3 separate regions of the Mus musculus genome follow, and regions 2 and 3 are each linked to region 1. Evidence: chromatin loops called from intact Hi-C (ENCODE). Cell type or tissue: heart. All regions are shown on one strand.

Region 1 (8,000 bases):
CCCACTGGAAGCATTCACTTATAAAGAAGCTTGATTTAAGACATTTAAAGCACCATAGCAGGAGCAGTGAAGGAGTGTGGAGACCTGCAGATGTTCCTGTTGTGCCTGAACCAACAGGAAACATCTGTTTCAGCCTGGGGCCAAAATTTGTGTCACAGTCCTTCTACACTGAGCTTATAGTACTATCAATTACAATGTATTTTTGGAAAAAGTCTGCTTTGGGAGTTCTGACATTAGTCATAGCAAGTCTGTCTGCTTTTAAATTGACCTTTTTTTTTTTTTAAATGTTTTTAACTCAGTACGTGTTGACAGCAGAGAAACTAGGGAAAAGTGAATTTCCAATCAGCCAATCAGAGAACTAAAAGTTGGGGAACTCATTATTGTGCCTGGTTTTCCCACTCAGGAGTCTGTAAATAGAAACTCTCCACAATTCCTCACAAGACACATGGGTCTGCTTTGCTAAACCTCATGGTAATTGGTCAACCAAAAATACTGCTGTTTTCTTATCTGTTTTGGTCATTTTCCATCACAGATGCGTGTTCCATCTTACCCTCAGCTGCTCAGGGCCACCTCAGTTCAAATTGTGTATGTTACTAAAACATTAGATGAGTGCCCCAATCTTTCAACTTTGTCATTGCACACTTGTCCCAGCCTAGGAACTTGCCCTTGACTTACCCTTCCTAGCCCAGAAACACCCAGTCAGGATCATTCTCAAGATGGTGTCCCTTTTCTTGTTTCTATTTCACTGCCCCATCCTTACCCCAATTATTTTCCTTCTTGATTCTGACTGACAGAAGTAAACATGGAGACTGGGTGTGGTGGCATGCTCCTGCTCCTTTAATTCCAGCACTCTGAAGTGGAAAGCAGGCGAACCTCTCTGAGTTCAAGGGCAACCTGGTCTACAAAGAACTCCCAAGCCAGCCAGCCCTACACTATAACACTCTTGTCTCAAAAAGCAAAACAACAAAGTAGCCATTTAGTCATCTGCAATGTCTCTTTAAGGCAGAGGGGTACCAATTGCGCCTACAGAGGAGTTCAGAGCAAATTAATTAATCTCTACCTGAACTGCATATAAGATTAAAAACCAGAGATCCCCAGTCTCTCCTTCTGGGGCTCTCTACACTCAGGGTGATCCTCCTGAGAGAATGCTTGTGACATCCTTTCTGAATAGCACTTTCAATTTCTTTAAAAATAAAAGAGACTCAAAACCAGGTGTACTGGCTAGTTTTGTGTCAACTTTACCAAGCTGGAGTTATCACAGAGAAAGGAGCCTCCCTTGAGGAAATGCCTCCAGGGGATCCAGCTGTGAGGCATTTTCTCAATTAGTGATCAAGGGTGGGAGGGCCCATTATGGGTGGTGCCATCCCTGGGGTGGTAGTCTTGGGTTCTATAAGAAAGCAAGCTGAGCAAGCCAGGGGAAGCAAGCCAGTAAGGAGCATCCCTCCATGGCCTCTGCATCAGCTCCTGCTTCCTGACCTGCTTGAGTTCCAGTCCTGACTTCCTTGGTGATGAACAGAAATGTGGAAGTGTAAGCCAAATAAACCCTTTCCTCCCCAACTTGCTTCTTGGTCATGATGTTTTGTGCAGGAATAGAAACCCTGACTAAGAAACCAGGTGTGCTGGTCCAAAACTGTAATGCCAGTACTACTTAGGAGATAGAGGTAGGAGGACCAGAAGTTCAAGGCCAGCATCAGCTAGAGAGTGAGTATGTGGCCAGCCTGGCCATCATTAGATCCTGAAAAGAAAAGGAAGGGAGGGAGGGAGGAAGAGAGTAGAGGCTCAAACCTTTCACTTATCAGTTGTGAAGGTTAGAGTAAAAGAGAAAGTTAATCAAATTGTGCTTTGAGCCCTTATTAAATGAACTTACTGTATGTGTTTGAATCAAAAAGAAAAGTTACTATTGGAAATGAATGCTGAGTGGCTGTAAATTGAGCCTGGTGGGTGGCATCTGGCAACACCATAGCCAGGTCCAAAAACTTGCCAAGTAAAACCAATAAAATGACGTTTAGAGATATCTTTCACCAACAATATTACTCTGGGCAAAGATGTTTCCTCCTCATTAAGATAATTCAGAAAGTATTCAGGGTTCAGAGAAAATCCCCACAGAAAGGTCCTTTAACACAGCCTTTGTGGCCCCTAGACTATGAGGTAAGGCCAGACACCATCTTCCAGCCCACAGTATGCATCATTTGCAGAGGACTTGACAAGACATGCGTTACCGCAGTTACATGCCTGAGGGCGTAGCTATGACCTAAGCCTAATTGCTTCACAAACATAGCTAGGAATAGAGCATCATAAGATGTAAATTTTGGTCTCTACACTCAGTCTGCTTACTTCTTCCTCCAGTATTTTTAACAAAAAAAAATAATTTTGTTACTCTGATAAATGCACTTCTCCGGCCTTATAAAAACCAATGTGGAAGCCGGGCAGTGGTGGCGCACGCCTTTAATCCCAGCACTTGGGAGGCAGAGGCAGGTGGATTTCTGAGTTCGAGGCCAGCCTGGTCTACAGAGTGAGTTCCAGGACAGCCAGGGCTACACAGAGAAACCCTGTCTCAAAAAAACAAAAACAAAAAAAGAAAGAAAGAAAAGATGTTCCTTAGTTGAATTTTAGTATTGGGTCACAGTTGAAGATTCTAGCTAGAGGGTGCAACTCTTTTTTTTTTTTTTTAAGATTTATTTATTATTATATGTAAGTACACTGTAGCTGTCTTCAGACACACCAGAAGAGGGAGTCAGATCTTGTTACAGATGGTTGTGAGCCACCATGTGGTTGTTGGGATTTGAACTCTGGACCTTTGGAAGAGCAGTCGGGTGCTCTTACCCACTGAGCTATCTCACCAGCCTGAGGGTGCAACTCTTGCAGGGTTCACCTTCCTCTGAAGGTTAAGCTAGAGGGGTTTCCCTCTGTAAACTCTTTAGAAAAGATTATTTTACTTTATATGTGAGTGTTTTGCCTGCATGTATGGCCATGCACGGTGTACAATGACTGGTATCCAAGGAAGCCAAAATAAGAGGGTTTTGGATCCCCTGGGACTGGAGTAACAGATGGGTGAACCACCTTGGGGGCTGCTGAGAATTGAACTAAGGTCTTCTGTAAGAACAGCCAATGCTTTTATCCACTGAGCCAGCTCTCATCTTGTATATCTTAAAAGCATTGCCTGTAAAGCTTTTCTTCCTCAATTAGAATTAATTTGAGTAGCTGGAGAGATGGCTCAGCAGTTAAGAACAATTGCTTTCCTTCCAGAGGACCTGAGTTCAGTTCCCAGCATCCAAGGCGGGCAGCTCACAACTTTAAATCTAGCTCTAAATTATCTGACACCTCTGGCCTCCACAGGCACCTGTGCTCACATGTACTTACCTACACACATACACATGATTTAAAATTAACCTAAATAAAAAACATTTTTTAAAAATAAAAGTAATTTGGAGGGCTGGAGAGATAGCTCAGTGGTTAAGAGCACCACCTGCTCTTTCAGAGGTCCTGAGTTCAATTCCCAGCAACCACATGGTGGCTCACAGACATCAGTAGAGAGATCTGGTGCCCTCTTCTGGCCTGCAGGCATTCATGCAGGCAGAATGCTGTATCCATAATAAGTAAATCTAAAAAAAAAAAAAAAGAAAGAAAAAAAAAAAAGTAATTTGAGAGCCACCAAAATAGGGCATTATGCTGTCACCACAGAAGATACTCAGGAGGACCAGTTCTTTATCTAGGACTGTTCCTTCTTGGCCTAGTACCATGAGTATGCTTTGCCAGAAACATAAGCAAACCATGCTGTGTCTTCCCACACTATCAGAATTCATTGAACAACAGTAATTTCACAAGGTCTAGCAGTTGCAATGACAGCATTTGTCACATGATCCACCTGTCTTGGTAGCCTGTCTGAGGTTAATGCAGGGTATTTTATTCCAACCTTTAATTACTAATACCAACCCCCATGTCACACAGCACACAGTAAATACATCTATATATCTATATGCATATGTGTGGGTTACAGAATGAAGACAAGTTAAAAAGGTTGTATCAGAGTTCAAAAGATTTCTGAAGAAGGCTGAGAAAGAGTCTGTACTGATGAGAAAATGAACCAGAGGGTTCAGCTGCTGCTAAAGCTGCTGGAGCCAGGTTTGAGGAGTAAGCTGTGGAATTCGGCTTTGAGGCAAAGTAAGGTAAGGAACAATGTCGTAGTCAGTGTTCTAGTGCTGTGAAAAGACAACATGACCACGGCAACTCATTTACAAACAAACAAACAAACATTTAATTGGGGCTGGCTTAAGTTTAAAAAGTTAGGTGTAGTTCATTATCATCATGTCAGGAAGCATGGCAGCACACAGGCAGACATGGTGCTGGAGAACTAGCTAAGAGTCCTGCATCCAGAGCTGTAGGCAGCTGGAAGAGAGACACCTTTTTCTTTTAAATTTTTTTGATTTATTTATTTATTATATGTAAGTACACTGTAGCTGTCTTCAGACACACCAGAAGAGGGCGTCAGATCTCGTTACAGATGGTTGTGAGCCACCCATGTGGTTGCTGGGATTTGAACTCCGGACCTTTGGAAGAGCAGTCGGTTACTCTTACCCACTGAGCCATCTCACCAGCCCGAAGAGAGACACCTTAGTCATAGCTTGAGCTTTTGAAACCCTAAAGCCCACTCCCAGTGACATACTTTCTCCAAAAAGGCCACACCTACTTCAACAAGGCCACACCTCCTAATCCCTCTCAAGTAGTGCCACTCCCTGATGACCACACATTCAAATATGAGCCTATGGGGGCCAGGGGCGTTCTCATTCAAAACACCACAGTAGGAAACACCAGGTCAGATCCAGGTCTAGACAAGTGAACAAGGTGGACAGATCAGCAGCCAATCCAGCCTTTCAACAGCAGAGGACCTAGCTATGCCAAAACTCCGGGGACAGCTGGGGAGTCCTAGATCCTTGATGTATACAGATGATGAATTGGTCTGGGGGCTATACCATCGTAGCATTAGGTATCTATCACTTGATAGGGTCCAGATGAGGGTGTTACATCCTTTTCTTGGTCCAGAATGTCTATGAAATTCCAGGACCTGGTATGGGGCTCAGCTCTCCCTCTTTCCAAAACTGGAGTCAAAAGCTTAGGTACCCAGTATTCTTTCTTAGTCGTCCTAGCATGGGCAACAGGTCAGCTGAAGATTCAAAGCAGACAAAGGGGCAAACATAGCTTAGACAAGGTGAGTATCACTAGAAAGGCAAGAGAGGGAGGGTCTGGAGAGAGGAAAGTCAGTGCCTCCCACTGCACTAAAGAGCATCTCCTGCCTGGGCGTGGTGGCGCACGCCTTTAATCCCAGCACTCGGGAGGCAGAGGCAGGCGGATTTCTGAGTTCGAGGCCAGCCTGGTCTACAGAGTGAGTTCCAAGAGAGCCAGGGATACACAGAGAAACCCTGTCTGGAAAAAAAAACAAAAAAAATTAAAAATAAAAAGGAAACAAAGCCAGGTGGAGCACTCCTTTAATCCCAGCACTCAGGAGGCAGAGGCAGGTGGATCTCTGAGTTTGAGGCCAGCCTGGTCTACAAAGCGAGTTCCAGGACAGCCAGAGCTATATAGAGAAACCCTGTCTAGAAAAACCAAAAAAAAAAAAAAGAAGAAGAAGAAGAAGAAGAAGAAGAAGAACATCTCCTGAAAGTGGTCTGCAACACTTGCTAGGAGTTCAGAATGCAGAATACTGCGTACCTCCACTTCCCTTCCGTATCGATGGATGCCAGAGAACTTAGCTTGTGACCGTAGACCCAGCTCAGTGGCATAGCCAGACCTTCACACTTAAGGAAGAACTTCTGAAGGCTAAGCTCAGTCTGATAAAACGCCATGACCAGGGCATCTTAGAGAAGGGTTCATTTGGGCTTATGGTTCTAGGGAGCTAGAGTCCACAGTAGTGGGGAAACGTCAGACACGGAGGCTGCTGCTAAGGGCTCAATCTTGAACTGCAAGCATAAGGCAGAAAAATGTGAACTAGAAATGGCACACATTTTGAATTCTCAAAGGCCACACCCCAGTGACATAGATCCCTCAGCAACACCTCCTAAACCTACCCAAACTGTACCACCAACTGGGAACCAAGTGTTCAAATGTCTAAGACTGTGGGAACATTTATCATTCAAACCATTACACCCACAAACCAACATAAAAGTGAAGGAGAAAGTTGACTCCATAAAGTTGTTACACGCTGTGGCATGTGCATGCCCATATGCACAACTCACACACACACACAAATTATAAATGCATAATTAAAAAAATTAACCTCATTGTGGTGCTTCATTTCCTACTCTGGTGATTTGTATATGCTTGGCCCAGGGAGTGGCACTATTTGGAGGTGTGGCCTTGTTGGAGTAGGTGTGGGCTTTAAGATCCTCATCCTAGCTGCCTGGAAGCCAGTATTCTCCTAGCAGCCTTCAGATGAAGATGTAGAACTCTCAGCAACTCCTGCACCATGCCTGCCTGGACACTGCTGTGCTCCTGCCTTGATGATAATGGACTGAACCTCTGAACCTGTAAGCCAGCCCCAATTAAATGTTGTCCTTATAAGAGTTGACTTGGTCATGGTGTCTGTTTACCGCAGTAAAACCTTAACTAAACACACTCTTAATCCATAAATAGAGCAATTTTTTTCTTTGTGTAGTCCTAGGTGTTCTGGAACTCATTCTTATAGACCAGGCTGACCTGGAACTCAGAGATCTGCCAGCTTCTTGCCATCCCAAATGCTGAGATTAAAGGTGTGTGCCACCACTGCCTAGCCAATAGTTCAATTTTATGTATCAATTAAAACCTTAAAAAATGCTCTTATACACAAAGATTCCCTTTGAAGGCTGAATCCCCCAAGCCACACTCCAACAATGCACTCACTCGTACGGCCAAATTTTTTTAGTACAGAACTTGAACATGGGGCCTTAAGCACGAGCAATAGTGCTCCACCACTGAGCTATATCCCTCCCTAATCTGTCTCCACTCTCACTAAATCTCCCTTTTTGGCCTTGAACTTGGGAACTTCCTGTATTAGCTCCTTAGCGGTTAAGACTACAGATGTGAGCTCCCAGGTTCAGCTAATTCAGTGTAATTTGTTTTTATTTATTTATTTATTATATGTAAATACACTGTAGCTGTCCTCAGACACTCCCGAAGAGGGTGTCAGATCTCATTACGGATGGTTGTGAGCCACCATGTGGTTGCTGGGATTTGAACTCAGGACCTTTGGAAGAGCAGTCAGTGCTCTTAACTGCTGAGCCATCTCTCCAGCCCCCGTAATTTGTTTTTAAACAGTATCACTGTGTTGCCTTGGCTGGCCTGGAACTTGCTATGAAGACCAGGGCTGGCCATAAACTCCCAGACATCACCTGCCTCTGCTTCTGGTGTGCCATCGCACCTGGTTTCTGCCTAAATTAAAAGCAAACAGAAACAACAAAAGCAGGCACAACTGATAAACAGCAGCGGCAGCCTCCTAGTCCTACAAACTCTACCAGCTAAGCTGTCCCCACCTTCCAACATGTTATTTTTTTAAATACATTTAGATTTATTTTACATGCATCAGGGTGAGGGTGTCAGATCTGCTGAAACTGGAGTTACAGACAGTTGTGGGCTGCCATGTGGGTGCTGGGGACTGAAGGGAGGTCCTCTGGAAGAGCAGCCAGTCCTTCTAGCTGCTGAGCTGTTATTCCAGCCCCCCCACCCCCCACAAAGTTATTTTTAAGAGGAGGCAGATGCTAATGTAGGAACTCTAGTTTCAGAATGAAGCCCTGAGCCATGTACAACCATTCACTCCCTGAGATGTGTACAGTTTAATGTCCCAGGAACAGCAGAAATATAGACTAGTGCCTGAAGAGAAAAAGAGGAGGCAATAGTTTACTCTGCTTCTCCCTAGCCCAGCTCCCACTATCTCAGGAGCCTCCTTCCTTCTTTTTCAAGGGAGCACCATGGAGTTTACCCATGCACCTTCTGAAAGCCACTGCAGATCCCTGGCTGAGAAAATGAGTCTA
Region 2 (8,000 bases), 320 kb before region 1:
GACAGGGGCCACAGAGCAGCGAATAAGGGCAGAAGAGCCTACGAAGACGACTCAGTGCCTTCTTGGAGCAGCAAATCAAGACATGAGGTCAGTGGCTACGTTTAGGCTTTTGAGGACTCAGCAATCTCCCAGGGAGACAGAGATATCACTGTAGGAGTAAAAGGCCCTAAACTTCATCTTATGACCTTGGTCAAACCGCTACTACATCTACCAGGGAGCATGCAGAGCTGCTGGATAAACTTGGATACGCAATCAAACCACTGTGCTTTAGTTTCCTCCCCTGAGATCAGACAACAGCAACTTCCCAGGTCTCAGGCGAGAAACAGGCAAGAAACCGGTGATAGACAATGCTTGGTTTGGTACAGTATTTGATACACCAGAAAGTGCTCAAAAACAGGACCTATTAATGTATACTGTTCTCGTGTATAATTCTAAAACCTGACACCTGCCCTGTGACTGTGAGAGCCTAGACAGTGCTCAGTCCTGCCACCATTCAGAGGACGCAGGCTGGGGCTGGAGTGCTTATGGCCTTGATCACAGAGGCAATCAATAAACATGTGGTAATTACTTGGCTGGCTAGCTGGCTGGCTTCTTGGCAGTCAGCCCACCCCGGTTAGCCCATCTCCATGTGTAGGAGGGGCCTTCTTACCACCTCACGCCGAGCCCTGGCTCCAGTCCTCTAAAAACGTAGAAAATAGCTGGCTCCTGAAACTGGCCCTTCAGCTGGTATGTCTGTCAGAACATGCTAGGCTATGACAGCGCATCTTCGTGTTAAACGGGTCCTATGAGTTTGGCTTGCTGGGCCAGCCCCAGAGCCTCTGAGAAGGAGCTAAGGGGTGAGTCCTCAGCTTCAAGGCCAGAGAAAGACTTGTGGTGCTGTTTTCCAGGTGAACTCGGGGGCCCAGACTCTTAGGGGTACCTGACTGAGACTCTTCACTTGTGGTTCTCAGTGTATATGCAACCTCTAAGCTAGGAACCAAAGATAAAGAGGCGGCACGGTGCACTGTGAGGAACATTAGAAGTCAGTCCTAGCACTCCCATAGGTCAAAACATCTAGAGTCTATAGCAAGATGAAAATGAATCTGGAGGAACCCTTTAGACACCAGTAACAGTGATGCCCTGTGCCTGTACCATCAACATGCTTGAGTGTGTATGTGTGTGCTCACACACACACACACACACACACACACACACACAACATAACACAACACAAGAATGAAAACACAACAAAACAAAACCCTGAGCATCAGTTCAGTTCTCTGACCCAAGTGGGACCTGGGTATGGGGAGAATTCATATATACCCCAGTTCATGCACATGCATGCGGGGGCGCGTGCACACATTACCAGTCACTAAGCGTGATCTGCCCACTGTTCCCGGAGGGAAGAAAAGATAAATACCATTAGCCTTCTCTGTCACTTGTCTGGGCTCCTCATGGAACAGACTCAAGCCAGAGGATCATAACAGTAGCTTTGCCCTTTATCTTCCTATGATCCTGGGAGTAGAGACATTTCTATTCGACCTACCAGGAATCTTCAGACAAAAGAAAACCACTCCAGACAAGTCTACAGGATCCCCCCTCCCCCCCCTCCTCCTGCTGTCCCTGTGATGCGGGTTACTGAAGTTACATAAAGACTTGAAGCAGACAGGTGTACGTGGGAGGGGCATTCTCTTCCCGGGCACCCCTCCTGCTCACTTTGTTGTCTGGGCTGCAGGGAAGAGGGCAGCCAGAGTGATCAAGCGAGAACTGATGTCAGAAGAGAGGTAAGAGAGGCAAGAGTAAACCCCTGCAGGAGTGATCCAGGGACACAAGGCGACTCTGGGAGGCCTGGCTAACAGAGGAGCATTGAGCAGCACCCACACACCTGAGACAGGTGCAGACTCCGGCCTTTCAGCCTCTCCTGGGTGGCTAAGGATCTCGTGGGGTTGGGAGGCAGTGCTATTAGGGAAAAACTCCACAACAACAAAAGGCTTGCAGTCTGAGATGAGGGTGCAGCTCAATTTACAGCACTTACCTAGCAAGTATGGGATTCTAGGTAGGACCCCAGCCACACTACAAAGACATAAACTAAACTACTGGCTTTTCCACTTACAAAGTACTCGGTGACAGTATGCAGTTGGATTTTTGCAACCGCCCTGTGATATAGATGGATTACGGGAGAAGTCCTGTGTCACGTGGCAGGGTTTTAAATGCGGCTTTTGCAACTCCAAAGCCTTTATCATTCTTCGTTTTGTTTTGGTTTTGGTTTTTTTTGTTTTTTTTTTTTTTAAGAGAACTTGCTTTGTTTAAGTTATGTATTTATTAAAAGGTGGGGTCCTGTTATGCACCTTTGTATGATCTCAAATTTATATTCCTCTTATCTTAGGCAGCCTAGAGCTGGGGTTACAGGCATCACTATTGGGCACATGCTACTTCTTTGTGTTGGCAGATCTGACTTGTGTGCACCCCCTCACTCCCAGAGTCCTGCCTGTTTCCCAGCTCCAAGTGTTCCACTACTGTACCTTCATGGATGGCAATGATGTGGGGGTGGTTGAGTGAAGACATGATCTCAATCTCCCTCCGTATGTGCAGCAGATCCTGCTCATCTTTGATTTTGTCTTTCCTGATGGACTTGATGGCCACCTGGGAACAGAGGATGCAGGAGATTAAGGAGAAAGGTCTAGCAAGGTAGAGGCATCTCTGAGGATGCTCCATGAGCCCTGGTCCTGGAACTCTGCCTGCAGCTGCAATACAGCAGGCACTAAGAGAAGACACCCACCTTCACCAGGGCAGGTGGCAGCAATTTGAAGATCACCTTGTCAAGCAAAGGTTGTCACCTGAGTCCAGTGCAGTCAAAGCAGCAATGACTAATGACCTCGTTTTTAAAGTCTACAGATGAACAAGAAACGTAACAGCCTGCACCTGTGTGAGGCTAGATGCTTCAGGATTTACAAATCAAATATGCACAGGGCATCCCAAGGACAATGTGCACCCCAAGGACAAGGACCTGGGATGACTTGCTCAGGACGATCTGCTCAGCAGTCGATGCCAGGTAGAGGACCTGGCACACATTAGTCAGGGAATAGCAATTTACTATATGATTAAATATACTGGTCCTCACAAGGGCTCTGGAAAGAGAAGAAGAAAGTATCCTCACCCTCAGCCACTGGTAAAGAAACTGGAAACACAGCAGACTAAATGCTTTCCTTAAAGTCATTGTCAATGACTAGCACAGCTGGCAAGCTGATTGAGTTTAGTTCTTCTGTCCCAAACGACAATTTGCAATAAACAACCACTCACTCATCAAACATTAAAGCAACCCAAATGCCTACCAACAGGTGATAGATAGACAAATTTGGTATCAATCTGTCAGAAAAGGAATGGAATTCTGATACCTACTATAACATGGCTAAACCATGAAAACATACTCAGTGAAATAAGCTAGTCACAGAGTGACAGATGTTATGTCACCCCCTTTTATGAGGAACTAAAATAAACAACTCTATAGAAAATAGATCAAAAGTTACCAGGGGTATAGGGCAAAAGATGGCATGGGGGTGTTGTTATTTAATGGGTACAGCACTTCTACTTGGGATGATAAAACGGTTTTAGAGGGCTGAAAAAGAGAAGTCTCAGCAGTTAAGAGCACTGGCTGTTCTTCCAAAGTACCTGAGTTTGGGTCCCAGCACCCACATGGTAGCTTAAAACTGTCTGTAACTCCAGTTCCAAGGGACCAGACGCCCTGAGCAAATGTACAAACATACATCCCGAGAAGACAGACATACACAACAAATAAAAGCATTTTATTTTGTATTAGAATGATTTACAACAATGTGGATCTGTTTAAACTGCTGGCAAGTTATTTGCCATAAGAAAAAAGATCATCAAAACAAAACAAAAACAAAAACAAAAACCACCCTCCAGTGAGCAATCTTCAAAGTCCAGGTAAGGAATGTCCAACAACAAGCAAACATGTAGACAGACAGTCCTCTGGGGATTACAGACTTAAAGGGTCTTAAAGGTGGAAAAGGATTAAGACCCCTAGCTGGTGTGTATCGGGCTCAGGAAGGGTGGGTACAGAGGAAACAGAGGAGCTACACTTAAGAGTGTCCGTCTTTCTGGTCCATGGCTTTCTCTAGAATGGAGAGAATGGAAACCATAGAGCCAGGACCCACAACGCCTGGTTCTCCGGTTCTATCCCAGTGGTTGTGGGTAAGTCCTACCCTTCTCAGTGCCTCAGCTGCCTTTCCGTGAAATAAACAGATTGAACTAAGTAGTCTGGGGGGGGGGGCCTTTTCTGGTCTGGTCTGTGAAGTGAGCTGTACAGAAGCCAGTGGCCCTCAGGTGAAGATTGGGTGTCCCAGGTCAGTCAGTTCCTGGCAAGTTCTGGCCATGGACACCAACAGAATGGTAAACACAGGACTTCCTCTTCAGACAAGTAATAAGAAATATGAAGGCCCAGCCTGAGGTAAACAGCTCCTCATTCAATTTCCCAGGAGGGCTGGCCTCCCCTCTGGATTCAAAAGGAGACAGAAAGGAAACCCCCGCTCAAGGGGTGGGGCCTCTAATCCACCCTTTCACAGGCTCCGGAGGTAGACAATAGCTTCAGCTCTCTGGACAGCAGGCTCTTTTCGGTTTGTGCTCCCCATCTGACAAGAATGCGGAATAGCCCTAATCCTGTCAGAGGAGTTGCTCACAATGCCCATAGCTCGGTCACCCCGGCAACGGGCCAAGGATGGCGTGCCCTCCACCCCATCAGGCCCTAAAGCTGCATTGCTGAAAGGGGACAGGCCCCATTCTCAGCCCTCCCCAGAACAGGGCAGGGAGGACAACAGCAGATGGTCACCATGGAGCCTCATCCCTGAGAGGCCCAATGCAGGGGGATGATGCAGATGGGGGATAATGCAAATGGGAGGATCGGTCTGCTTCAACATTCTGCTCTAACCCCACTCCCTAAAGAGCTAGGCAGAAAAGTCCTGGGCTTAGAACAGGGGAGCAGGGCAAAGGCCTTGAATATTCCTTCAGCTAGGAGATTGCTCTCTCTTCTCCATTCAGCACAGAGCCATACTCCCACACGCCGCTTCTCCACGCTGCTTTTCTCAGCCTGAAGGGGAGATTGCATGGCCTGCTCTCTTCTCTGTAAGTCTTTGTTCATGAAACCAGACAATGAGCAAAGGGCTGTGAACTCTTTAGAGACAAAGGTCTGTAAAAGATCTATTAGTAGGTAGTAAAAACAGTCATAGGTAAACACACACCACTATCTAGACAACTAAAAATACCTGAGTGCTTAAAATGCATCCAGGCAAAGATCAGGCAGATGTCAGATGCACAGTCGTGTACACACAAGTGTATAGACTACTGAGGTGACGTCATAGGCTTAGGGACAGAGCTCTAAGGGTATAGGGGCCAAAAGAAATGAGTTTCCAAAACAGATTTTTGAGGGTGCTAGCAATTATTTGGTATGGCTTGTGGGCAGGCAGGTATCAAGAGCCACTTCTAACCTTAGAAGACCTAAAATTCTAACTTCACCCTATATCATTCTTCTATAAGACATACAAGGGGTGAGGAGCAGTCGACGAACCCCAGTTATCCACAATAGGTACTAGGAGATCCTGTCTGGCACTTCCCAGGAAGGAAATAAGGCATGTTATTGGTCCTCCATCAGTCCCCCAAAGGGTGACTGAAGACAAGGATTGATTTATCACTGGTATGGTGGGGCTAGGCCACTATCCCCAAACTCTGCCAGCCCTAGTATATCAAAGTTCAATCTACTACCACTCAAGACTAGAAAGAGCCCTGTTTGCAGAAGGCCCTTAACAGCTGGACACTAGTGAACACTCATTACAAATATCTATTTGTTAAGTCCCTGGATGATCTTTGCCTGAAGGAACCAGTGACCAGATAAGGTTTCTCCGATCCCCTCCTCCCCGGGCCTGGGTGGAGTCTCCCTCAGTTACAAGAACTAATTTCTAGAGACCTTTGTTCTCACCTGCAGGATTACTGGCAACTGTGCCTAAGGATGAAAATAAGCTGGCTGAAGCCTAAGAAGAAGGTACCAACTGCAGACAGGTACCCAACCCAAAGGATGGCCACAGGCCAAGGTCTTTGTCCTTACACAAGTTGGGTTTGTTTGTTTTTTTTTAATTTTTGTAAATTTATTAATCTTATGTGTATGGGTGTTTTTTTCCCATGTATACATATGTACACCATGTGTGTGCCTGGTGCCCAGGAGGTCTGAAGAGGGTGTCAGATCCCCTGGAAGCGGAGTTAAGGATGGTGGTGATGGTGATGGGACCTGGGGGGGTCTGAAGAACGGCAAGTGCTGTTAACCACTGAAGCCTCATTTTTCAGCTCCCTGACACTCTCTTCACCCTGCATATTACCCACATGTAATCCATTTATTATATGGCCACCACACTCTGAGGCAGACCAAGGATGACTCTGTGTATGTGAATCCATGGCCGTCTATGTGAACCCAGGCACCTGATTCTCACTTGTCTCAAGCCATGCAACACAAGGCACAGAAAACTAGGAGCCTCTGGCTAACTGGGCTGTCCAGTTTGTTTGTTTGTTTGATAAGACTTATTTATTTATCTTTACTTTATGCATATGGGTGTTTTGCCTGTGTGCCATACATATGTGCCACAGGCATATGATGCCCATGGGGATCAGAAGAGGGCTTTGGATCCCCTGAAATTGGAGTTACAGATGGTTCTGAGCAGCCAACAACACGGGCGCTGGAAACCAAACTCAGGTCCTCTGCAAGGGCAGCAAGTGCCTCTATCTGCTCAGCTATGGCTGCACTCCTGGGCTGTCCAGCTTTTAAAGTCCTGGCTCATGGAAAGGCTTGGGGAGCATTGGGAGTGGCTTTCTTTACTTGGAAGAGCATAGGGAACCAGCCCAGGAGAAAACTGTTTCAGATATGGAAGGATGGGTGAGGTTTTCGGCTAAGACAGTGGGCTAGGGAAGTGAATCAGAGCATGCCAGGCAGGTCAGGGTAGATCTCCAAGTTTCCTTCCATGCGTCAACGTTCTGTGTACAGCTTCTTCAGAAATGGGTCACCGCAATGTCAGGAAGGAGCCATCTAAGGACCGTTGCTAGGCCGTCAGGCTGGGCCATGTTAGCTGCCAGAGCAGACCTGCTAAAACCATTCTCGTCCTTGAAGCTCTTCGAGTTCATAAAGGCAACAAAGCTAACTCCCCAACCAGCAGCGAACACTTCAGAAAGATAAACTCAGGGCTGGAGAGATGGCTCAGTGGTTAAGAGCACTGACTGCTCTTCCAGAGGTCCTGAGTTCAAATCCCAGCAACCACATGGTGGCTCACAACCATCCATAATGAGATCTGATGCCCTCTTTTGGTGTGTCTGCAGACAACTACAGTGTACTTACATATAATAATAAATAAATCTTAAAAAAAAGGAAAGAAAGAAAGATAAACTCACTTCACCAAAGTTCCTCCATGCACAGGACAGGACTACAATGAAGGAGAAGCTAGTATCTCAGAAGACAAAAGTTCCTTGGAGGTGTCCAATTCTGCCCTGCCCCCCATCTCTGGAGAAGGGACTGCCCGTATCTTGCCATGGGCCACATTGTGTGTGCCACTCCTTCCACTTAAAACATGCCCACTCTTTGCCAACACCCTGAGGAGTTAGTTGGTACTGAGGCTCCATGGGTAAATAACTCCTCTCTCCCAGAGCTCGGATTAGAAATGATCTGCATTCAAGTGATCAGAAAGCTTTAGAAAGAAAAAGAAGGGAAGGGGGTGGGGAGGGCAGAGATGCTAGTTCTGGTTGCTGGGAGAGATGGCCCAAGTTGGGCACCTCTGGTCACAGCCAAGATCCTTGACTCGTTTGTGCCCTTTCATGGGAAGCAGGCAAGGTGCTGGATGATGACCCACTTAGATAGTGCAGGAGAGGTTAGGTTAGGCAGTCCTGGCTGAGCAGCGGGGATGTACCACCTTACCAAGAGCCAGACGGGAATCAGGAAGAAGCTGTGCAGGTAACCTGAGCCATCTCCCCAA
Region 3 (8,000 bases), 94 kb before region 1:
GCCCTGGGTCAGGAGAGATCTCTGTTCTCAAGGATGCTGCTGAAGTGATCGCATCACAAGGTAAGAAACTGCTTGGGGGCTCTGTTTCCAGACTTCAGCCGGAAAGCCCATCCTGGTCAGAGAACATGAGAACCCCAGACTGCTGCTAGGTTTCAGACAGGACCTTTGCCCAGAGAGGGTGACCCAGGAGAAACATTTGGTCCTCTGTGCCAGTTTTTTTGTTTTGTTGTCAATTTGACACAAATCTAGACATATCTAGGAACAGGAAATCTCAATTGAAGAACTTCCCCCTCCCCCATGACAGATTGACCTGCAGAAAGCCATGAGGCTTTTTTTTTTTTTTTTTTTTTTTTTGGTTGATGATTGACGTGGAAGGGCCCAGCCCACTGAGGTGGTGCCATATCTGGGCAAGTTGTCCTAGGATGTATAAGAAAGCAAACTGAGTAAACCAATCAATACATTTTCTTGTGGTTTCTGCTTTGGTTCCTGCCCTGACTTCCCTCAGTGCTGGGGTGTGACTTAAGTTGTAAGCTGAAATAAACCCTTTCCTTCCCGAGTTGCTTTTGGTCACAGTGTTTCATCACAGCAGTACAAACCTTAAGACATTCTCAGGACACACATAAGACTGATCATTTCAGCCCCCACCCCCAAGAGAGATGCCTGCACAACAAAATCAAGACTAAAGGGGTGTTCACTCATGAGGAGACTTCTGTTGTGCTGACTGGCTCTCCGCCGTGAGGGAGAACTTGGGACAGAGCCTCTGCAAAGCCCAGGAACAGATTCTTCAGAACCAAGTGTGCAAGACATTCCTACCTCACAGTGTCTGAGGGTATGCTACAAATTTACAGCCCTGGGTCTCACCTTGGGCTCCCAGTGACAGAACCACAGGGAGGGGGGTCTGTAATGCTTTTTTTAAAAAAAGATTTCTCTCCTGGTAATTACAAAATAAATGGAAGCTTGAGAAGAAGAAGAAGCAGGGATGGAATAGCTTTGGGATGTTGTTGAGGATTAAGCATCTCCATAGACCCCAGACGTTCACAGTCCCAGGGAACTCTGTAACCACAGAGTTATCGAAAGCCAACGTGAGAATTCTGTATCCGAGTTCTGCTTGGACACTCGGCAATTCTGGATGACTGAGCCTTACTGGGCCCCAATCCTTCCCACCTTTAATGGGATAAGTTTGCCACCCATATGCATCATTGTGGAATTCTGCAAAGTGGGCAGGCAGTAGTCTCTGAATGAACTAGAAGAGCCTTCTCATGTTTTGAGAAATACCACCAGAGGGCTTCCAGTAGGCTCAATATGGGGAGTTGAGAGCCAGGTGTTTCGTGAGTGGTCAGGTCTCAGAGTCACGACCTGGGATACAGATAGGATGACATGAGCAGAGACAAGGTCAGATGTTAGGTTGTTTTCAGAACTCCGAAGTAGACAGCATAACCCTAGCAGGACAGCTTCATGGGTTAAGGACATAGAGTTCATATCCTTACTGGACAACTAGCTAACTGAGCCACCCTGGTCCTCAGTATCCTATGTGCAAAATATAATAAACGTACTCACTTCCCAACACAGAAAAGGCTTGGCACACATTAAGGGATCAGTAAATGTTAGTCACGATTGCCTATTGACGGAAGATTTTGAGTGTAGGGGGAATCTAAATTAGTCCGGAGTCTCTGTTTGTGTCCTTGCCACATCCAAGGTTAGTCCTTACCACCCAGGCTGCAAGTGAAGGTGATAAAGAAAGCCAGGGATCAGAGTTCCCAGGTTGGGCTTTCTCCTCTTGCTAAACCTCTCTGTGAATACGGGCCAGGAGGAGGCAGCACTGGCTGGATAGGAGGGTATGTCCACCAGTGTCTCTTAAGCCAGGCCTCTGCCTCCTTAGGCTCAGCTTCCAGTGCTGAGTGGTGGGGTATGGGAAGGAGACAGACATGCAGATTGTGGATCCCTGGATCTTTGCATCTGAGGATCTAGGGAAGAAATGGAATTCTCTGCCTGCTCTGTCCTGTGTAAATCTAAGAGGCAGTCATAGTCACCCTCCTCCACGGAAATGCTCCGCTTGGGTGGGACTCCACTCAGATCTCCTTCCTGCTGCTCTGCAGGGACTGGGAAGGTTCCTGGGAAGGTACAGAAGATTCTGGGTCAAGCATCATGACTTAGTCACTTAACACTACAAGAGGCCACATACCCCTGCTCCCCAGCGGACCTGCCATTTTTGGAGAGCCTCTCCCCTCAGCTTTGGCCATGGGAAGAAGAGCGGCATTGACTGTGGAGCCTGAAAGGATCTGACATCCATCTCTGGAAGAAAGAGGGTGGGAAGGAGGGATGGGTGGAAGAAGGAGAGAAGGGAGGAGAGGGAAAGGGAGAAGAAGGAAAAGAGAGATGCCTTCCAGGCAGCAAGGCATCATAGTGAGTGCCTGAAATCCTAGCATTTGGGAAGTGGAACTTGAGGATCAGGAGTTCAAGGCCTGCCTAGGCTACTAGAAACTCTGGAGAGAAGGAGGAGGAGAGGAAGGGAAGAGAAAAAGGCTGTCTTTTTAAAATCAGTATTTACAGGAAGAATTGGGATAACCCAGGGGTAGATGGCTTCCAACACAAAAAAAGGTCTTAGATTCACACCACCACCACCAATAAGAAAATGTCACCAGGTAGAGAGCCCTAGCAATTGGTGAATACAGACTGTAACCACATTAGGCAGAACACCAAGACTGCGCCCTAGACACCAACAGAAAGGAGACACGGAAGTGTGTGAGGACTTCCGGCCAGCTCCACCACTCGCCTGTCTGCTGGTCTGCCAGAAGGTAGAGGCAGCAGTGGGGTCTGGAGTCACGCCCGCTATGGGAATGCTTATCTACATTGTGAGCCAGGGCCTGGCTTGCACAGATGACTCACACTAGCAGAGGAATCCAGGCCAGCAGGAAACAGGTGGCTACCCTGACACAAAGGAGATACTGACTCTGTTGGACGGTGGTACCATTGGAGCCGGACCCTAGGGCTGAGTGCATTTCTGCAGAACCAGGACAAGCACCAAGGTCTCTGCCCAGAAATCGCAAGATCTCCCTGGTGGAGATAAAAGGGAGGACTGGGAAGCAAGCAGGGGTTTCTATTGCACGTGGTTGAGGCCCTGTGTAGCAGTGCAGGCTGAGGGGCGTGACCATTACCTGACTGTTAGAAGCAATACATGTACATTTTTTAAAAAATGGAGCAAAACACAAGCTTGGGTTGCAGCTCAGTTGGTAGAGTTACTGGATAGTGAGAGTAAAGACCTGGGTTTGGGGTTGGTGAGATGGCTCAGCAGGTAAGAGCACTGGCTGCTCTTCCAAAGGGCCCAAGTTCAAATCCCAGCAGCCACATGGTGACATCACAACCACCAGTAATGAGATCTGACTCCCTCTTCTGTGTGTGTCTGAAGATAGCTACAGTGTATCTATTATCTATAGCTACAGTGTATCTATTTATAATAATAAATAAATTTTTGGGCCAGAGTGAATGGTGTTGACCAGAGTGAGCAGAGGTCCTAAAATTCAATTCCCAACAACCACATGAAGGCTCACAACCATCTATACAGCTACAGTGTACTCACATACATAAAATAAATAAATCTTAAAAAATAAAAAAGACCTGGGTTTGACCCCTGGATCACATGAGAGTGTGACCGTGGGCTGTGCACAGATTATACAAGTATGTATCTCTACAGATACCACACATACGCACACATATATAACACATGCATGGAATCAAAACAATATGTCCTATATAGGCAGTATGTATTTTTACTTGTTGTGTTTTGCAGTGCTGGTGATGAACCCAGGACCTCCCACACGAGAGGCCAGTGTTCTATTACTGAGCTGAAACCCCTGATCCTATAGGCATATTAGTGTAACAAAATCCATATTTTATTTATATTCAAGAGTATGCTATACCAGTTGAGCATCCCTAAATTGGTATCCTCAAAATACTTAACAGTCTGGAACTTTGGGAGCATTGATATGACATCACAAATGTATCCACACCTGCCCTCACGTGCCAGGTTGCAGATAAAATGCAAGTGCAATAAAAATGGGCTGGAGAGATGGTTCTGTGGTTAAGAGCACCAACTGAGGGCTGGAGAGATGGCTCAGTAAATGTATCCACACCTGCCCTCACGTGCCAGGTTGCAGATAAAATGCAAGTGCAATAAAAATGGGCTGGAGAGATGGTTCTGTGGTTAAGAGCACCAACTGAGGGCTGGAGAGATGGCTCAGTGGTTAAGAGCACCGACTGCTCTTCCGAAGGTCCTGAGTTCAAATCCCAGCAACCACATGGTGGCTAACAACCATCCGTAATGAGACCTGACGCCCTCTTCTGTGCATCTGAAGACAGCTACAGTGTACTTAGATTTAATAATAAATAAATCTTTAAAAAAAAAAAAAAGCACTGACTGTTCTTCCAGAGGTCCTAAATTCAATTCCTAGCAACCACATGGTGGCTCACAATCAACAGTGATGGGCTCTGATGTCCTCTTCTTGTGTGTCTGAAGACAGCGACAGTGTACTCATATACATTAAATAAATAATATTTTTAAAAAGTTGTGCAAAATTACCTTTAGGCTAGGAATACAGCTCAGTGGTGGAATGTGTGCTCATTGTGTGCAATGCTTTGGGCTCATAATAAATAATAATGATAATAATAGCAATAATGCCGGGCGTGGTGGCACACACCTTTAATCCCAGCACTTGGGAGGCAGAGGCAGGCAAATTTCTGAGTTCGAGGCCAGCCTGGTCTACAGAGTGAGTTCCAGGACAGCCAGGGCTATACAGAGACACCCTGTCTCGGAAAAAGAAAAAATATAATAGCAATAATAATAATAGGAGGAGGAGGATAAAGAGCAACAGCCACCACTGCCTTTAGGCAATGTGTGTAAAGTGTACATTAAACAGAAGTAAGGCAGTAAGTAAGGCCCACCTGCTACCACATATGGATGCGTCATAGACACAGACAGGCCTACTTTCAGCCACACAATGCAGGTTACCCAGAGGCCCTCCAGCCATGTGGTTGGCTCACAGTGGGAGCCACTATAATATGCAAGTATGTGGTGGACAGATGGGAGAGAAAAAGAAGTAGAAAGTTTGAACACTATGAAGAGAGGTGGAACTGCAGATGCAAGTCTGTTAGTTATGAGTAGCCAGCCCCACCACCTGAGGCCATGGTGAAATCCCAGCTGGTGCTGCCACTAAGTGCCATGTTTGGGTCCTTGGTCATGCCGCAGCAGGTGTTGGTGTTGATGTCTGTGGCTCACATTATCGCTAGAGACCATGAGGACACCCCTAGTCTGGTCAGCTGCCTGAGACCGCATAGCTGTCCAAGTGCTGTGCAGAACTGGTGCTATCCCACACTGCCTGAGGTCCTCTGGAGAACTGGCCCCACCTCTCACCGGCTGCAGCACTCAGAAGAGTGGGCCCTGTACCTTGCCTGGGCAGCACAGCAGAGCTGGCCCTGGTATTGAGGGTGCAGGTGAGCTACTCCAACCAAGGGCTAGAGCATAGGATTGCTGGCCCTGCCACTCCTCTGCTGTGACACAGGGCAACAACAGGATAGCCAGGAGAAGTTCTAGTGAGGACTCAGTATTGATGGTGTGGCAGAAGCCAGAGGCCTCGAACCAGACCAATGACTCATTGCAGTGAACATTTGCAAGTAAAGATGTATAGACATGGGGCTGGTGAGATGGCTCAGCTGTTAAGAGCACTGACTGCTCCTCCAAAGGTCCTGAGTTCAAATCCCAGCAACCACATGGTGACTCATAACCATATGTAATGAGATCTGACTCCCTCTTCTGGAGTGTCTGAGGACAGCTACAGTGTACTTACAGATAAATAAATAAATCTAAAAAAAAAAAAAAAAGATGTGTGGCTAAAAGGGTATACTGTGTGATACACTATAGCTTCCATGATGAGATGTTTTCTGTTATTTTCTTGTTCATTTTTTATTTTCTTTTGGGTGGGGAGGTTGCTAAGGCAGAAGTCAGATAGGAGGGCACAGGGAGATGAATGGGACTGGGGTACATGGTGTGAAACTCACAAAGAATCAATATAAGGTTAAAAAAACATAAGCAAGCTGTGATCTCATTTGTAAGACATCTCCTTAGATAGTATGTTGATATTCACATATATCTTAATTTGAAACTCTTCTGGTTCCAAGCATTACCTTTAAGGCATATATTCAACCTGTATTAAAATAGTTTCTGAATTCAGAGCATATGTAGTTTAACACATAAATTATTTAAACATAGTATACTTAGCGGAATATTGTGCTTTTAAATAGTAACTCAGGAAGGGCTGGAGAGGTGGCTCAGCACTGACTCCTTGAAGTGGAAATTTTTGGTTGCATCACGTGATGTTTGGCTGAAGCAGACCCGTGTGAGAACACATGATGTTTAGAGAGAGTGTAAGTAAGGCCCAACAGATAGTGACATGGCGCATACATAGCTAGCTGTGCAATGCTTGTTGGTCTCAGGTCTTTACTGATCTTTACTTCATAGAGAGGCACGGCAGAGACCTTCTTCTGGTGTCCCAGCTGGTTCTGATCGCTTCTGATGCCTCATGCCAATTCGGTGGAGGCCTGGCTATTTCTGCTGGATCATGCAGCTGCTGCTGACTCCTGTGCAGTGACATTTTAAGACTGGACTGTTGATATCTTGACACTAACAAACTGAACTGCTGGTATCCTGACAAGGAAGAGTGAAATCACTTCAAAGAAGTGCTTCTAAAAAGATCTACCTCCCCATTTCCTACTACACATCTTTCTCCCCTACCTTTGGATGGTGTGTTAGAAGGGGGGGGGGGTGAAACAGTTGAAAACCCTTCTTAAAGTAGGTTTTGAAAAATCTAAGCCTTCAAATCCTCTTCCAGAGGACCCCAAGTTCAGTTACCAGCAACATAGGGGTGACTCACAACTCTCTGTGTGATGGTTTGTATATGTTCTGCCCAAGGAGTAGAGTAGTACTATTAGGAGGTATGGCCTTGTTGTGAGTAGGTGTGTCACTGTGGGTGTGGGCTTTAAAACCCTCATCCTAGCTGCCTGGAAGCCAGTATTCTGCTAGCAGCCTTCAGATGAAGATGTAGAAATCTCAGCTCCACCTGCTCCTTGCCTACTTGGACGCTACCATGTTCCCTCCTTGATGATAATGGACTGAACCTCTGAACCCATAAGCCAGCCCCAATTAAATGTTGTCCTTCTAAGAGTTGCCTTGGTCATGGTGTCTGTTCATAGCAGAAAACCCTAACTAAGGCACTCTGTAACTCTAGTTCTAGGGTATCTGATGACCTATTCAGGCCTCCTCAGGCACTGCATGTGTGTGGTACACAGACATATCTGCAAGCAAAACTCACATAGACACATTAAAAAACAACAACTTGGTCCCAGGGTTCTCATTAGAAAGGGCCAGAAAAATGCCTTCAGCATGCTATGAGAGCAGCTGTTTTAAACCAAAGGTATTCAGATGTCCAAATTACCATACAGGCTGGGTCTGGTGACACATACCTATAATCAGCATTCTGGAGGCTGTGCCAGCCAGGCAGCAGCAGTGATATTCAACCTGTGGGCCGCAACCCCTTTGGGGGCTGAATGGCCTTTACACAGGAATTGCACATCAGATATACTGCATACCAGACAGTCACATTATGATTCCTAATAGTAGCAACAAAAATAATTTTATGGTTGGGGGGGGTCACCACAACATGAGAATTAAAGGGTCGAGAACCATTCACTGAGCCAGGGCCATGTGGTGGGTGTGACTGTCAAAAATGAAAGTTAAATTTAAAGATTGCCATTTAGGTGTGAGGGAAAGAGCAACATCGCTTTGAGACAAAATGGACTCAGAAAACCTGCAGACGGCTCAGCCTAAAGATGGCTTGGCAACATGAGATCACGGACAAGATGGACAGAGAAAGAGAGAGAAGGAAGGGGAAGAAGGGGAGCTGGGCCTGAGCATCCGAGAGTGGGGATGTCTCAGCCAAAGTCCAGGGCAG

The links. Peaks named below come from ENCODE experiments on the same cell type or tissue, not always from the same donor. Only the 100,000 strongest peaks of a DNase experiment are listed, where the experiment ranks them.
Region 2: it touches region 1 in a loop (2.1-fold over the local background); 2 of 42 quality-filtered maps call a loop at or near these places.
Region 3: it touches region 1 in a loop (3-fold over the local background); 11 of 42 quality-filtered maps call a loop at or near these places.

The regions. Positions count from the first base shown.
Region 1 is chr1:131,996,229-132,004,228 of GRCm38, reverse strand. No RefSeq gene overlaps it. Among named protein-coding and RNA genes, the nearest start is that of Elk4, 7.4 kb to the left of the region's middle. In heart, CTCF peaks have their summits at 595 and 3,542 (motif pointing left); a DNase peak (open chromatin) is centred at 138.
Region 2 is chr1:132,319,575-132,327,574 of GRCm38, reverse strand. Nuak2 (NUAK family, SNF1-like kinase, 2) reads right to left here. Exons shown (of 7, transcript NM_028778.4): 2 at 2,502-2,622. Gm30744 (a long non-coding RNA gene) reads left to right here and starts at 3,072. Exons shown (of 2, transcript XR_387392.4): 1 at 3,072-5,118; 2 at 5,975-6,146. In heart, a CTCF peak has its summit at 4,611; a DNase peak (open chromatin) is centred at 4,564; H3K27ac peaks cover 1,145 bases.
Region 3 is chr1:132,090,617-132,098,616 of GRCm38, reverse strand. No RefSeq gene overlaps it. Among named protein-coding and RNA genes, the nearest start is that of Gm37120, 8.0 kb to the left of the region's middle. In heart, a CTCF peak has its summit at 3,034; a DNase peak (open chromatin) is centred at 2,836; H3K27ac peaks cover 1,810 bases.